2 separate regions of the Mus musculus genome follow, and region 2 is linked to region 1. Evidence: chromatin loops called from intact Hi-C (ENCODE). Cell type or tissue: gastrocnemius. All regions are shown on one strand. Each heading gives the region's core, and the rest is flanking DNA. Links, peaks and the distances in the headings are about the cores only. Region 1 holds the start of Zfp563 (zinc finger protein 563). Region 2 holds the start of Zfp763 (zinc finger protein 763).

Region 1 (8,811 bases), core at 291-8,290:
AAATCCATGATCAGCCTTGTCCCAGTTAAGAGTATTAATACACTTCTCAGTATGGTTGTACTATTTTTTGAATTTCCTCTGTAGGTCTAACCAGGAAAATAGGAGTCTAGGAAGAGACAGCATCAGTTATAGTGACTTATTTGAAGTAAAAGGATAGGGTGTAGGGAGAGATTTCAGAAGCATCAAGATTATCATGAGAGAGCTGGAGAGAAGATTCAGTGGCTAAGAGCACTGTTCTTGCAGAGGATTGAAGTTCAGGTCCAGCACCCACTTGAGCGCTAGGCACATATGTGGTATATTTGCATACATGCAGGCAAAAACACACAAATCTAGTTTTTAAGATTAAGACAAGAATCTGGTAATCTTTCTGGCTGCTAGCTATATGCAATAAAACTGCCTGTGTACCAAATGCATATGTAGGAGATTCATAAAAGGATTGTCTCCAACTCAATCTCTTGGAACTTGGACCTAGGTCTCACTGGCACATTTCCAACTTCATTTGCATTTCTACTTGAATAAACTGTCTTCTGTATTATCCAGGGGTCTCAGTCCAAATCATTGCTTGGAGACAAGAACCTAGAAATTACTGTGAGTACACTCTATAAAATCAGAATTGCAAACATAACAACCAGCTAGGTCAAATAAGAATGCCTTCAGATTTCTTCCTTAGTAACAGCATCCATTATAGCATGTATTCCTTCCTTTCTTGAACACTTGAAAATAGTTATCAAGTTTCCACAAGAGCCTTTAAGTCATCCTCTTGTGTCCAGGGGTTTATGGTGTTTGGCAGCGAAGAGGACTGAAAACTCTCTCCTGTACAACAGGATATCTAGTCAAGGCAAACAAGCATGTGAATTGGCCACAAACCGTTAGGCCCACCACACCTTAGATTGACATAGCTGCCCTAGAGAGTTTGTAACTTTAAACTGGGAGGACTGAACAGATTGACAATCCCAGTCAAACCTGGGAAATGTGCAGGGCCAAGATTCCTCCCCTCTTAGACTCATGCTTCAAGGACACATTGACTTATACATGCCACATGGCCAGAGACGATGGTGTCCATTAGGACTGGCTGTGATGGTCCTAGTAAAAACAACTATGCGGCGGGCGTGGTGGCACACGCCTTTAGTCCCAGCACTCGGGAGGCAGAGGCAGGCAGATTTCTGAGTTCGAGGCCAGGCTGGTCTACAAAGTGAGTTCCAGGACAGCCAGGGCTATACAGAGAAACCCTGACTCGATAAACCAAAAAAAAAAAAAAATGCTTACATGGTTACTCAGGGGACCCAATGCTGTATCCCACCTTTTGCACTCTGCTCTAATTTTTTTTACCAACCTCCACACCCCCCCCTCTCTTTTTCACCTACTAGCTCTGCTGGGACTACAGGGAGAGAATGGTCGATTTAGACAGGGCTCTGATACCAGCCGGCACTGTGGCAGCTTTTCCCTAAGTTCTCCTCTGTGACCTGCCTGGAACACCCTCAGGAACCCACTCCAGTTCCAGGAATAAAGGAGGCTTGATGTCATTGCACTTTCCTGCCATTTTCAAACACTGCTTGTGTCCAGTTTTACAATTTGATCATCAGGACAAAACCCCAGCGTGGAAAGGGTTTTGAAGTTTAGAACCCATCTCTGTGAGATGCAAGCAGCAACACAGCAATATGGAAAGGGAAGATAAACCAAATGTTCTCTGAAAGCTAAATACCTGAACCCATCTCTGGGTAATGATGTGAGTCTGGGTGGGATAATAGGTTCTTTCCCACTGTGGTTCCCTCAGAGCCACTAGTGAACCTGGCTCTCTACTTTTCTGCTGTTCTTTACTTCTTCTATGCCCTTACTGCTATCAAATTCTTCTGTCTATTTGATGTAGACAAGACATTCCCTTGAGCATGAGGCCCAAAGAATACCACTACCTACCCAGTTGTACTTTTAATGGTAGTATCAAACAGACAAATCCTGGACCATTGTCACAGTGGATAAAACAAACAGGTGGGCAAGGTGGTGCATATCTATTCCCAGGATTTAGGAAGCAGAGGCAGGTGGTTCTCTGAGTTTGAGGCAAGCTGTTCCACAAAGGAACTCCCAGGACAGCCAAGGATACATAATAAGAGAGGAAAGGAAACAAAGATGCTAATCTTGGCATTCAACTCTCCTCACCCTCTCAGGTTCCGGATGCTGGAGAGGTTCTGGTCACAGATGGTGGAGAAAAGTCCACTAAAGTCTTTGTCTTGGAGAGGGAGACCAGTCAGGAATTTATTCACCTTAAATGTTTAAGTGAAAAATCTATTAATTTATCTAAAGCCTCGTTCCCTTGTCTGTCTGCCAGCCAAGGAGCTATCCAACTCCTAGTTCCAAAGCATCAGTGATGTCCTTAGGTCTTGAGTCAGGAATGCTGGAAGGGAATCTGGTTTCTTACCTTCCCCTAAGTGAGCCCCCTACTTTGAAGAGTATATGTAAGGGTGAAAATGAAAACTCCCACCCGGATGTCATTAACCTCTTGTGGTGAACAGCTTTGGACTTTACAGATCTAAATGCTCAACACATCCAATTTCAGCCCATTTCCTAAATAATATTAGGGCTACTGTTTAGAACTGGACAGCAGCAATAAAGGACTACTAGGAAAAAAAAAAAAAAACCTAGTTCCTCTGGTCAATGAAATAAAATCTCTGGCCTAACATTCCAAGCTATCTAAAATATAAAAGTTAATTCACTTGGGCCTGTCAATAACCTGACCAGGGGACCATACCTCTGAAAGTTAGGAACATTCCTAGGAAGGTGGGCTCACCTTAAGTTGTGCTAAAGACGTATGCAGAAAATTATCCCTTTAACAAGATGCTGTTTTTCCTAACCGAATTCCTACTCCCTAGTGTAGACCATATCAGCCTCTCTGAGGTTCAGATGGGTCAGCTCACCTTTCTGACCCATGAACTGAGACAGATATAACTTTTTTTAAAAAAATTTCAGATAGTGGTCATAACCTACTAAATACGTGTTTGTTACCATCTTGATAGGGTTTGTTTTCTCTGCCACTTAAAGAATTAAGAGTAAAAAAAAAAAAAAAAAAAAATCTCAGCGCAACAGGTAGCAACAGGGGAAATCTCAGACCCTGCAGGCAGAATCAACTAAAGAACAGCTCTTCCTAGTAGTAAAGAAACAAATGTACAAGAAGGTGGGGGTGGGGTGGGGGGTGGGGACACAGAAAGGCAGAGATCCGGAAACTTTGAAGAGTCTTTCTAACTTAGGGATGTTCAGTTTGAACAAAGACAGGAAAACTGATAGGCCCATCTTTTGGGGTAAATATATCTATTCCATGTTGCTGAACTTGCAGTGCCTGTTCCCAGGCAATGGTCCCTATCCCAGCAGATGCAGTGACTTACAACTTTGCTTCCCTGGGATTTTTTCTTTAAAATTTGAATAAAAATGCTTTAATTGGCAGAGCAAACGAACTGATTCCTGTGTCCCTAGAGAACCTTATGACTGCTACTATGTAACCGCACTTTTCATATTCATAACTGTTTTCTCTTGGTATATTCTCTTGGTATATTTCTCTTTTCTTGGCTGAAAAATGTATGGACTGAGTGAAAAGGAAGGGGAAAGCTTTTGCTATCATGCAGACTACATCATCTCAAGTTTCTCATGGGTGACATTAGACCAGTGGACCTGCCCTGGCTGGGTATCCCTTTATCTCTGTGGCAGGCCTAGGTACCCTTTCTCTAAGGTTCTGTCCATGGTACACTAACTAAATCTGACTTTAAATAAGCAGACTCCAGACTTAGTTTCCAGGGGGAAGTGGGAAAGCTCTTCTTTGGAAAAACCAAGTCTAAATTCTTTTTAAATGCAGTTATCAAGATGAGCGGATGCGGGGCGTGGTGGTGCACACCTTTAATCCTAGCACTTGGTAGACAGAGGCAGGCAGATTTCTGAGTTCGAGGCCAGTCTGGTCTACAAAGTGAGTTCCAGGACAGCCAGGGCTATACAGAGAAACCCTGTCTCGAAAAACAAAACAAAACAAAAAACAAAAAAAAAAAAGAAAAAAAAAAAGAAAAAAGAGTGGATTTCTGCCCGGGCCATGAGAGCTTTGGCTGCAATATGGCATGTGTGCCCCACTTATTAAATTAAGAGTTTACCACCAAGCTCTAATGTGTGTGTGTGTGGGGGGGGGGGGGGTGGGGGGGTTGGGGGGGGGGTGTCTGATCGCTTATCCAATTAGTACCACGGAGCACAGCACGAGCTATCCAATCAGAAGCGCCGATTGGTGAAGCGGACGTTCCTCACCGGCCTTCTCTTACTTGCCAGACTATTGTGGTGATAGAGTTCTGCCAGCTGAGGGAGTCACAGGTATCCGTTCAGGGTCCGTGTTGTGTGGCTGCCAACACCAGGATCATTCCTAAGGCCCCAGCAAGCCTTGGGCTCAGCTATGGTAAGTGTCCTTACGGCCAGCTGTCCAATCAGGAACGCCGGCAGAAAGCGGATATGCCTCACCCGCCATCTTTCTTCCTGGCACGGTCTGGTCAGCTGAGAGGGCAGCGGGTACGGTTAAGCCTCTTTGGCTCCGGGACAGCTGACCTCTGGAGCCTTCTTGAAACTACAAGAGGGCCCGGGAGCAGACGAGGCGAACGTCGGGGCAATGTAAGGGGCGCCGGGTGTTCCCCGGGTAGATGCCTCAGTCCTACATCCTCAGTCCTACATTGCTTTGGGTGCTGCGGGACTCAGGGTTTCTCTGCACTCTAGGTGGCAGGACCCCGGCGGGCAGCCCCATCTCTTGCAGAATCCTGTACTTCTGTCTCCTCAGCGAGACGCCTCCTGTAAAGTACAGGTAGATGGGCATGTTAACACATGACCACTACACCAGCCCATACGACATGATGACGAATTGAAGGCCAGTTAGGACATAGACCCTGTCTCAAAGAGGAAAAAAAAAAAGTAACTTGAAAATATGGTTTATTTACTTCACAAGTCCAGGTTACAGTCTATCGTCTATCGCTGCAGAAAAGAACTCTGCCCAACCATTCTAAAATATAATAAAGTATGCTTTGAGGAGAATAGCAAGTGATGACTAAGCCACCTTACCTGTAGAATGGGCTAGAAGGAAGCCTGGTGATATCCACGAAAGATGTGGGAAAATGACCTGAAAGGCAGTTTGCAGAGCTTCAAAGCTTTCCTTCCTGTATTTGCAAAAGCATGGGTTATTTTGTTCATGTTGTTTATGGTGATATATTTTTGTTTGTTTTATTTTAAGACAAAAAATCTCATTATGTAGCCCAGGCTGGACACAAAGTAACAGTCCTTCCTCAGCCTCCTAAGTGATAAGGTTATAGGAATACATCAACATGCCGTGCCCTTGATACAGAAGAATTTAATGTAGGGGAGGCAGATCAGGGTACTAAATAACCTTGAGGCTGACTAAGGCCACAGTAAATCTCTTTTCACCCTGTTGTGCTTAAATGAGTCAGTGTTTCCCTTCTGCCTACTGATGAGACGACAGAAAGAAATCTCAGTATACGGTTCTAATACTCCAGGTCCACAGAATAGAAAGAAGAGTAGATTTTTCCCCCCTGTATATTCCAAGAAATCTCTCCAGCACTCCTAAAGCCAAGGCAAAATTGTATGGTAGGAGCAGAGGTATCACAGACCCCACAAAGCAGAAAAAGCCCAGGGAAATTGAGGGAGTGAGGCTGCTGCAGTCTTTAACAGTAAAGTCCATGGAAGAAGGGTTACCCTTAAGACCTCACAGATAAAGAGTCACCTGCATACAGGATAGCTCTGTGGCAGTCACAAGGACAGTTGCTCAATACATGACAACTAAAGTATTTGCTTCATCTCCCAGAGGGTTTTAGACAACTCTACCCAAGTTTTGTGAGCTTTGAGCATGGCTAGTATCTTCTGGTCAAACTACTTACTTTCGGTATAGATTCTGGAGTTTCAGTTTAACAGGTGTTTGAAAACATTAAATGAAGTCTTCTAGACGTAAATATTTGTAACTTTAAATTGTGGGTAGATCTGAGTAACATCATGACATATGCAGCTCTGCTAGTGCATCATTCACCTCATATAATCTCATCATATAGCAGCTATGTGACTTCACATCAGCCCACGAAGAAAGGTGAGTGTGGTGCACCATGGCATTGAGACAGAAACTGACTCATTATATATTGCGATTATAGTTCGAGTTCACCATTATATGTTGTTGTAAATACCTTCTTGTGTCTAGTTAGCAAATTAACATTTCTCACATGTCTGTATAGGGAAAACCATAGTGGTTAGGCTAACTACTTGCCACTATTTTAGTCTTCCACTACAGGTCTTGAAACATACCTCCTTCAGATACTGATGAGTTCTGCGCTTCTTTTCTTCCTTTTTATACACACTTGTGGACATGTATTTTGATCTTTCCCACCTGCTGTTGTACTTGGTTACCCCACCCCCTTCTGCAGAACCTGCTCTCACCTCAGCTCCCCTCCTGCCGTCACTGCTTTGTTCATTTGTGACCTTAGGATGCTAATCATGGTTACCTTAGTGAACGTGGCTGAGAGTTATTTACTGAAGCATGGCCAGTTTATCAGTGGCTACACTTCTGAAAACACTGACTCTTCTCCAGCAAGCCATTGACCTCTAAATAGTTCCTCAGGAACAGTGGGGCCTGACAACGGGATGTTGGGGAGGCCCCATTGTGCAGGCAACTATAGCTGCTTGGAGTTCACAAGCTCAACAGCTGTATCATGTCCAGAACACAGCACTCACAACATTGCTTCCCATCCTCCAATGTTTGTATTTTCTCTTTTCTTCTTTTATGATGTTCTCCATGCCTTGGATTGGGTGACAGGGGCAAGTATTCAAGAGTTACTTATATTCAGGACTTGGACTGTTTATGAATTTCTGTATTAAACATCACCCACTGCACAGAGAAACCTCTTTGGCCAGCACTAATCTTCTTGACAGCAGCACTAATCTATCAGTATAAACATTAATATTTATAAGACAGCTTGACATCGGGTCCATAGAGCAAAACAACGATAGGTTAGGGCCTATGACCTTTCCACCCAAGGGCTTTGGAGTTCCCTTCTGGAGGGAGGGCCTCAAATACAATCAGATAATTGTTCGTCACCACCATAACTTCCATGCCACTTTTATACCAACCGGCTGATTGATATTGCGGATTACAGGGTTCACAGCTGGCTAGGACACTTTCATCTCTGCTGCAAGGTTCTGGCTTGATTTTTCTGTTTCCTGCAATCAAAGGGTGTGTTGTTTTCAGCAATAGAGTCCAGCCATTTAGTTCTTGTGGTCAAGAAGAAACAGGCCCCAGGCTAGCTAGAAGCCTTGGAAGCAGGTATAAGATGTGGGAACTATCAGTTCAGGAACATGGATGGGCGGGGCGGAAGTTCTTTGCCCGCCATCTTTCTTACTGGCGCGCCATACTAGTGCAGCGATCCTGTCAGCTGAGAAAGTCTTGGGGGCTCAGGCACCGTGGCCAGAAGACCTTCGACCTCAGGAGCGGGGGTGAGGCTGCAGGAGGCTCCGGACACAGACATGGTGAGCTTGAGTCGGGTGTGTGAAGTGGGCGGACCTCCCGTAAGTCAACATCTGAGGCTGACACCGCCCCCTCCCCCGGGTGCTGGTGGGGCTTGAGAGAATCCTTCTGCTCCCTGGGCTGTGGGACTCCATCGCTCTTTCACCCGGTTTCCTGTCGGCAGCTCCGCCCTCGCTATGCCAGGTCCCCTCACGTTGTGGTGATCCTGTGGGGCTTTCGCCTTTAATGTAGGACTGTGGACTGGAGCTGCTGTGGGGTTAGGTTTGCGTCTCTGCTTTCTGCGGCAGTTGTTTTCCTGGGAACCTTTCAAATTATTGAGGAGGCTCGTCTGCAGCTTACGGCTGCAGTCTAGTGATGTATAGAGTGGAAAAGAAATCTTAATGTATCCAGGCGCCTCCTCACACTGCCCAACTCATTAGAAAGAATCCATATGTAACTGAGCTGTGTGAGGAGGACAAGTGTGCTTCGCTCTGACGTCTTTGTTACTGTCCTTTGACAGGTCATTCATTCATGATGATTTTAAGATTGCATACTAATTGGAGGAAGACTTGAATGCGAAAAGCATTGCAATAGCGATAAGCCCCAACTCTTAAGGCCTTCATGCAGTCCAGGAATTAGGCAGAAAAGGGCCTAACACTTATATATTCCACCCCAAGTAACTAGTGTAGAGAAAGAAAACAAAAGGGAGGGGACTTTGGCCTGAAGGCATCCTGATCTTTGGGTGACTATAACGGAAAGATTGTGTGCTGATTTTACTGCGAGCGGGTCAGAGACGGCAGGTGTGAAAGGAGCAGCATATTGGAGGAAGAACAGACCATTCAGAAGTTCGCTTAGTATTTTTTCACTGTTCGATTCAGCCATACAGTTTTGGGACTTAATGGGCATTTGGATTTTTTTTTCTTTTTTATAATTTTATTTTATATGTATGGGTAGTTTCCCTGTGCGCATGTGTGTGCACTGCATGCATACCTGGTGACCTCAGAGACCAGAAGATCCTCTTTCTTCTGGGATTGGAGTTACAGATGGCTATGAGCTAGCTGCCTTGTGGGTGCTGGGAGTCAAACTTAGTTCCTCTGGAAGATCAGCCGGTGCTCTTAACCACTGACCCATCTCTCCAGCCTGTGGCAAATGGGCATTTATCAAGTTTGTGTCTGGGTTGGTCATAGATTTAAAGGGACAGGCCTGGAAGTAACATCATCTAAGGGTAAGGGTGAAATTGTTTCTCAGGTATAGAAAGCATTGTGAGATACAAGGCTTGCTACCAGCCAGAGAGAGAGAGAGAG
Region 2 (8,811 bases), core at 470-8,469, 56 kb before region 1:
AGCAAGCCTCAACCCTTAGTTCTTATTCATCCCCAAGATCTAAACAACTTTAAAAGTCCCACAGTCTTTACATATTAAAAGTTCAATCCTTTTAAAATATCCAATATCTTTTAAAATCCAAAGTCTTTTTACAATTAAAAGTCTCTATTAACTGTGGGATCCACTAAAATATTTTCTTCCTTCAAGAGGAAAAAATGTCAGGGCACAGTTATAATCAAAAGCAAAAATTAAACTCCAACTGTCCAATGTCTGGGATCCAACTCACAATCTTCTGGGCTCCTCCAAGGGCTTGGGTCACTTCTCCAGCCATGCCCTTTGTAGCACACACCTTGTCTTCTAGGCTCCAGCTGCCTGTACTACACTGCTGCTTCTGTTCTTTGTGGTCATCTCATGGTACTGGCATCTCCAAAATGCTGCTGTCTTCCACTGTAACTAGGCTTCACCAATAGCCTTTCATAGGCTCTCTTCATGGTGCCAAACCCCAACTCCTTTGCATGACCCCTTCAGTCCTGGGCCACCAATTGCAACTGAGGCTGCACCTCACCAATGGCCTTCCATGGCCTCTCACAGTGCCGAGCCTCAGCGTGACCCCTTCATGCCTTCAAAACCAGTACCACCTGGGTAACTCTTACACATTACCAAGTCCAGTCACAGCACAAGGTACAACCTTGGCTAGCTCTCGAACACAGCCTCTGTGCTTTCAGAAAACACTTCCCAGAAGATGTCACCTCAATGATTCTGGTGTCTTCTTAATCACCGCTAATTTCTTAGCTCCAGCTAACCAGCATCAATAGTCCCAGTAATGCAAAGTTTTGCTTTAGTAGTTCTGGTATCTTGTTAATCACAGCTGATTCTTCAGCCCCAGCTAACCAGAACCACAGAATCTTCCAATCAAAATAGCAACGGCCCTGATAAGAGTCTGTAATCTTCCCTCTGAAATTTCACAAGCCAGGCCTCCATCTTCTGCACTGTTCTCAACATTATCTTCCAAGTTCCTACACAACATCCCACAAAGCTCTTGACACCAAATGGATATTCTGGCCCAAAGATCCAAAGTCCTTCTACAGCCCTCCCCCAAACATGGTCAGGTTGTCACAGGAATACTCCACTATGCTGGTACCAATTTGTCTTAGTCAGGGTTTCTATTCCTGCACAAACATCATGACCAAGAAACAAGTTGGGGAGGGAAGGGTTTATTCGGCTTACACTTCCATATTGCTGTTCATCACCAAGGAAGTCAGGACTGGAACTCAAGCAGGTCCAGAAGCAGGAGCTGATGCAGAGGCCATGGAGGGATGTTCTTTACTGGCTTGCTTTCCCCTGGCTTGCTCAGCCTGCTCTCTTATAGAACCCAAGACTGCCAGCCCAGAGATGGTCCCACCCACAAGGGGCATTTCCCCCTTGATCACTAATTGAGAAAATGCCTTACAGTTGGATCTCATGGAGGCCTTTCCTCAACTGAAGCTCCTTTCTCTGTGATAACTCCAGCTGTGTCAAGTTGACACAAAACTAGCCAGTACAGTAAGAATTTGCAAAGACTGTGGAACTTTTAAAGTTATTTAGCCCTCAGTCACATCAGTGTTGAAAGTTCAAAATTCAAAGTCTCTTTTGAGATTCATGTAATCTCTTAACTGTAATCTCCTATAAAATCAAAATCAAAACACAGATTGTATACTTCCAACATATTATGGCACAGGATATACATAATTATTGCAAAACATCATAGCAAGGAAATACTGGACCAAAGCAAGAAAATACCAGCTGGCCAAACTCCAAACTCCATGTCCAATGTCAAAGCACTCTTCATATCTCTAACTTCTTTAATCCTTGTTGATAGTTGTTGACAGATCTGGCATTCAGCAACAACAAAATTCACTATTTGGGGCTGGTTCCACTCCCTATTAGCAGCTTTCCTCAGCAGGTAGGATCTTGTTCTAAAGTAAGCACTCCCTTAATCTGTTTATCTCCTCAAATACAGGATTTAGCTCAATTGTACTTCCTGGTCCCTTTTATTACTTAAACCAAACATTTTGTATTTTTCCTTCCTAAGGTGGCTAATCTTGATTAAAATACTCTCCATGAGAGTACACCAGAGGGCAAAGTCTATGCTGAGCTTTTCTGAGACTTCCTTTGTCAATGCAATTAGTATAAATCAGCAGACTCTTTAAGCAAGGATAAAAGGCAGCAACACTCTTCACTAAAACATCATAAGAACGAACTCCAGAGATTGAATCACCCTCAGCCCAATGTCTTCCATATTCCTGCTAGGATGGCCCATTAAGTCCCACTTAAAGCATTCCATGACTTTGCAAATCCCAAGTCCCCAAATCTACATTCCTCCAAACAAAAACACGGTCAGGTCTATTCCCAGCAACACCCCACTCCTGAATTGAAAATATAATGACTGGAGGATATGAGCAGTACCGTGAAATGCTGTGTTCAGTGCATGGCACGGCTGCTGCATACACGAGTTAACAATAGCTTGTGGTTACCCACACAAATACTGCATGAAATCATGCCAGTAAAATAACTCCAGCAATGGACTTGGGAGTGGCTTCCAAAGCCCCACCATTAACTGAGAGGCAACTGCTGGAATTTCAGGATTTCACTATGATCAGCAATGGCTCATATTTTTAATCCCCTCAACACCATTTCTAAACTCCTTCTCTTATATGTGATTATTTTTCCCATATAAGGAAGACAGTTAGGTCTTCTACTCTAATCACCCCCTTGTACGTGGTGTGCTTGAGCATGCATCCTCACATGGGCACAGGCACATGCGCACTTGCTTGCACACACACTCACACACACACACACACACCTGACATTCGAATGGACAATTGTTAACAAACATTTGTATGTCTTTAATGTGTAACTCTTATTGCAATAAACTATATAACTATATTTTGCTTGATTTCCTTTTTTTTAATTTATTTTTTATACACATAAAAAATATGTGTGTCTGTGTATGGTTGTGTGTTTACAATTTGTGTGCAGGCTCTAGAGGCCAGAGAAGAATGTCAGGAGTTGGATTTACAAGTGTTTGTGAGCTGCCCAACCTGGCTCTGGGAACAGAATCCAGGTTCCCTTGCAAAAGTGGTAAGCATTCTTGACAATTGAGTCATCCGACTCTTGAGATCCTACACTTTCATTTTACTTTGGTATTATTTTCTCTTTGAATTCTATTAGAAAATCAAAAATGCTCTTTTCTAAATACTGTGTCCCAAGACTTTAAAAAAATTCATTGTACAAGTAATTTAAATTTATTTTCAAATAATAGTATAACTATAACCATGTTTCATAACAATGTTACCCTCTCCAAGGTCCTTCTCATTTTAGTATGTAACTGCTCATTATTTTACCTATAATTAGCTAAAATTGTTATTTTACTTATAATTAGCTAAAATTACCTAGTACCTGCTAACGTTCCCATCAATTTGAGCATGAATACAATACAGAGAGAATTTTAAAAAGTAGTCATTTTCTTTGTATTATTTAATACTTTTTATGCATAGCAGGATATAAAATCAATATACAGTAAGCAATGTCATTTCTCTACTCCAATAAAGACTAGAGTGGAAGGGAAAATCAGAAACAAAATACCATTCATGGTAACGGGAAAAGAATTAGAAATAAAGCCCAGTAAAAGGGTAAAAAGACTTCAGCGATGACAACTTCAAATAGTAAAGAAATAGAATACTCAAGTCCACGAAGTGGCAGAAATAATACTGTTCAAATGAATATTCTACTGAAAATACCAACTCCCCCACACCCCTAAAAGAATGTCATCTGGTAAATACTGATCAAATACTCTTAGTCACAATTTCTTCTATTTGGAGAACCGGCCTCCAGCACACAAGCAAACGATGTAGATTGGCAAGCACCTGATCTACTTTACAGGGCTCACAAAAACGAAGTCTAGGAAAGCTTTTTAAAAACCCGAATTTTGGCTTCAGAAATGGTCAGGGGGAAAAAACCCATCATTGTACTTCTCTACTTTCTCTAAGATTGAAAAATTTGGCCTACTCACAGACGGCACAATTAAATACTCTTTAATCTCATCTTTAAAGGGCAGCGCGCGCGCGCACACACACACACACACACACACACACACACACACACACACACACACACACACACAGAGAGAGAGAGAGAGAGAGAGAGAGAGAGAGAGAGAGAGAGAGAGAGAGAGAGAGAGATTAATAAGTTCTCCCGGCCTAGTGTTCAACTGCAGTACTGTGAAGAATATAATTTACAAAGGCGATGAGAGAAAAGAATCGAAAGCAGCAGAGATATGCCTATAAGGCATACGAGCAACTGCTCACACCACCCAAGTCCCCTTACACCACAGTCTGGACTCCGCGTCACCAACCTGCAGTGCTGCAGTGTCTGCGGAGGCGCAGGTTCCAGGTGAGGACTAACCCCATGAAGATAGGGGCCTGGAACGAAGTAGCTTCCCTAGGACAGAACAGAGCGGGCTCCGGTGCCCGGTCGCCTGCTCTGCGCACAATTCCAGTGTCCCGCTCCAAGGCACACTAGGCTGCACAGCACCAAGGGAACGGCAGGCAACAGCGCCACAGACTGCAGTGTCACAAAGCTTTCACTTACGACTCCAGGAGCCCAAGGCATACTCACCATTTCCTCTTTCATATGCATCCAGGTGTTCTTCCTAATAGGCCTAAATACAGGAGATATAGTCCAGCCCCAACACCACCACAGACCTTCTCAACAACACAGGACTCAAACATGGCGGCAAGGGCGGGACCTTCCGAATGTACCGGTTCGTCATTGGACAGTTCATGAATAGCAGTAACAGCATCCCTGATTGAGGAAAGATAGTGACAGCCTTGAGCTTAAATGCCTTAATTAATAACATTCCTCTTTCCCAGTGCAGTTAGAATAGCGGATTCTTTTGTACGCCAGTTTTTTTGTTTGTTTGTTTGTTTGTTTTCCTTTTGTTTTTTAAGTGGACTAAGCCGGTTCCGACCTGTTTTATAACTTTGCCTTTAAGGGGAACAGGCTACTTTATGCACTTTGTTCTTGTGAACTCTGGGGCCCTCTACTGCTTTGATTACAGTGTCCAAGTTTGCCCTGCACATTTTTGATTCAAGTTCTTAATGGGAAGACCCACAGAATCAAAGATCTGTCCAGAGACAGGAACCAGGAGATCCTACTATGCAAACTCATGACTTTGGAATGAGGTAAAAGTGTTGTAAAGCTCTCTCACACGTTATGTTTCAATTTATTGATTTTGTTTGCTTGTTTTTATTGTTGTTTTGAGGCAGAATCTCTGCTATGTAGCTGTGGCTGTCTAAGTACTCACCATATACACCAGGCTTGTCGCGGATTTACAGTAATCCAACTGCCTTTGCTTCCAGAATGCTGGAATTTAAAGGTGTGGGCCACTATGCACTGCTACTCAACCAATCCATTTTTTTAATCAATAAAATTAGAGCAACAACCAATGAATACAATTATTGAATTACAGAAACACGAAGTTACATAGCAGTAATATTCAACATAGAATTCAAGACATATATAGAGTAACTCTTCAATTCAGACAAAAAATTTCCTTGGCTCAAAATCCAGAGGGATGTCTACATCTACAAATATACACATACATCACAACCGTCAACATCACAGTGACAAACAGCCCTTCTGTAGTGCTGAGGTAGAGACAACTAGGAAGTCTGGGAACTCACAGAGGATGCCTTCTATTGCTTCCTGTGGTGGTGGTGGTGGTGGTGGCAACCTCTTTCAACACCTTCATTTAGGTGCTTCTCAGCCATTCGGTATTCCTCAGGTGAGAATTCTTTGTTTAGCTCTGTACCTCAATTTTTAATAGAGTTATTTGATTTTCTGGAGTCCAACTTCTTGAGCTCTTTACATATATTGGACATTAGCCCCCTATCAGATTTAGGATTGGTAAAGATCTTTTCCCATTCTGTTGGTTACCTTTTTGTCTTATTGACAGTGTCTTTTGCCTTACAGAAGCTTTGCAATTTTATGAGGTCCCCTTCCCCCCACCAGACTCAGAAAATCTGGAGGGGAACTAGAAACCAAGAGAGAAATACCCATCCAACAAAGAAATCCAACAAAAGAAATCCAACAAAAGAAATCCAACAAAAGAAATCCAACAAAAGAAATCCAACAAAGAAATCCAGAAGTCAGCACCTGGATCTGTAATTCATCCAAAATCAGATGCCTACACTTAATCATAAAAACACCACCAATAACAGTGAGGCTACAACATGTCTCCACTAAAGTCCAACTATCCTAACCACAGCAGGCCCTGAATATTCAATCCGACATAGCTGAAGCACAATGAAAAGACCATAAAACTGACTGTATGAAGATGATAGATGTTCTTGGGATGAAAATAAATAAATTCTCTAAAGATGGCCAAGAAAACACACACAAATCGTGGAAATAAATAAATTTAACTGTTCAAGACCTGAAAATGAACATAAAAGCAGTAAAGAAAACACAAACTGAGGGAATTCTAGAAATTAAAAAAAATAATGAATTCAAACATGCACTACAGAGGCAAACTTCACTACCAGAATACAAGAGGATGTCAAGTATTAAAGATACAATAAAAAATGAATACATTAGACAAAGAAAATGCTAAATCTAAAAACGTCCTGATACAAAACATTCAGAAAATCTAGGACGGCTATTAAAAAAATCAAACCTAAGAATAATAAAAATAGAGGAAGACGAAGGATCCCACCTCACAGGCCCAGAAAATATTTTCAACAAGACCATCAAAGAAAAATTTTCCTAATATAAAGGACATGCCCATAAACATAGAGAACACCAAACAGACTAGACCAGAAAAGAAAGTCTCCTCACCACATAATAATCAAAACACTAAACATACAGAACAACAACAAAAAGAATATTAAAAGTTGCAAGGACCCTGATATAGCTGTCTCGTGTGAGGCTATGCCAGTGCCTGGCAAATACAGAAGTGGATGCTCACAGTCATCTATTGGATGGAACACAGGGCCCCCAATGGAGGAGCTAGAGAAAGTACCCAAGGAGCTGAAGGGGTCTGCAACCCTATAGGAGGATCAACAATATGAACTAACCAGTACCCCCAGAGCTCGTGTCTCTAGCTGCATATGTAGCAGAAGATGGACTAGTTGGCCATCATTGGGAGGAGAGGCCCTTGTTCTTGCAAAAATTATATGCCCCAGTACAGGGGAATGCCAGGGCCAGGAAGCGTGCGTGGGTGGGTTGGGGAGCAGGGTGGTGGTGGTGAGGGTATAGGGGACTTTCGGGATAGCATTTGAAATGAAAATGAAGAAAATATCTAATAAAATAAAATAAAAGTTGCAAGGGAAAAAGACCAATTATAATATAAAGGTATATATATTAGAATTATACCTGACTTCTCAATGGAGACTCCAAAAACCTGAAGGACCTGGATAGAAGAAAAATTCCAACCTATAAAGATTAACTTACCTATGAAAACACAGAGAATAAAATAACCTCAGACCTGCAAAATCAAAAAAAGGGAAACACACACAGTCTCTGTCTGTATGTCTCTGTTTCTGTCTCTTCTTCTCCACTATCACAACCAAAATAACAAGAATCAACAATGGGTCATTGATATCTCTAAATATTAAGTGTTTCAATCCCCCAATAAAAAGAGACAGACTAACGAAATGGATGCAAAACCAGGATCCACCATCTGCTGTATATAAGAACAACTCCTCAAGATCAAGAATTGACATCACCTCAGGGTAAAGGGGTAGAAAAAGATTTTCCAAGCAAATGAACCTAACAAGCAAGCTGGCGGAGCCATTTTAGTTTCAAATAAAATAGACTTCAAACCTAAAGTAATCAAAAGAGATAGAGAAGGATACTTCATACTACTGGAAGAAAAAAATCCACAAAGATGACATTTCAATTCTTAAAATCTATGTACCAAACACAAGGATACCAAAGTTTGTAAAAGAAATTCTAGTACAGTTTAACACACATATTGTCCCTCACACACTGATAGTGAGAGACTTCAAATACCCAATCTCTCCAATAGACAGGTTATCCAGGCAAAAAATGAATAGAAAAATACTGGAACTAAAAGATCTTATAAAGCAAATGGACCTAACAGATATTTACAGAAATTTTCATCTTAACACAGAAGAATAAATCATCTTCTCTGCATCTCATGAAACTTTCTCCAAAACTGAATACTTGGACACAAGGCAAGTCTCAACGAATACAAGAAAACTGAGATAACTCCATGCTTTTCTTCAGACCACAAATTAAAGCTGGATATCAACAACGACAAAACAACAGAAAGCTCACAAACTAATGGAAACTGAACAACTCTCTACTAAAAGAGAATGGGTCAAGACAGAAATAAGGAAAGAAATTAAAGACTTTGTAGAATTCAATGAAAACGAATGAACAGCATACCCAAACTTATGGGACATAATGAAAACACTTATAAGAGGCAAGTTCATAGCATAGCATCAAGTGCCCACATTTTTTTTTTAAATGATAACTGGAGAGAACTTATACTATCAACTTAATCCACATGAAATCTCTAGAACAAAAAGAATTAATCACATCAAGAGTAGAATGCAAGAAATAATCAACTCAGGCATAAAATCAATAAAATAGAAACAAAGAGAACAATAAAGGTTCAATGAAACAAAGAGTTGGTTCTTTGAGAAAATCAGCAAGACAGACAAACACATATGCAGACTTATTAAAAGACAGAGATAGAATATACAAATTAGAGAAATAAGAAATGAAAGGGGAGCAGGGCGTGGTGGCGCACGCCTTTAATCCCAG

What was found. Hi-C counts contacts between places; a loop is a spot of excess contacts. Peaks named below come from ENCODE experiments on the same cell type or tissue, not always from the same donor. Only the 100,000 strongest peaks of a DNase experiment are listed, where the experiment ranks them.
Region 2: a loop joins it to region 1, with 2.3 times the contacts of the local background. A loop is called at or near these places in 5 of 42 quality-filtered maps.

What each region holds. Positions count from the first base shown.
Region 1 is chr17:33,085,063-33,093,873 of GRCm38, forward strand. Zfp563 (zinc finger protein 563) reads left to right here and starts at 4,305. Exons shown (of 4, transcript NM_001024950.2): 1 at 4,305-4,417. The coding sequence starts at 4,415. In gastrocnemius, for the core only: no CTCF peak of the experiment used is centred there; DNase peaks (open chromatin) are centred at 4,434 and 7,496; H3K4me3 peaks cover 2,869 bases; H3K27ac peaks cover 3,048 bases.
Region 2 is chr17:33,028,647-33,037,457 of GRCm38, forward strand. Zfp763 (zinc finger protein 763) reads right to left here and starts at 4,735. Exons shown (of 4, transcript NM_028543.3): 1 at 4,636-4,735. The coding sequence starts at 4,656. In gastrocnemius, for the core only: a CTCF peak has its summit at 4,555; DNase peaks (open chromatin) are centred at 4,513 and 4,745; H3K4me3 peaks cover 1,554 bases; H3K27ac peaks cover 884 bases.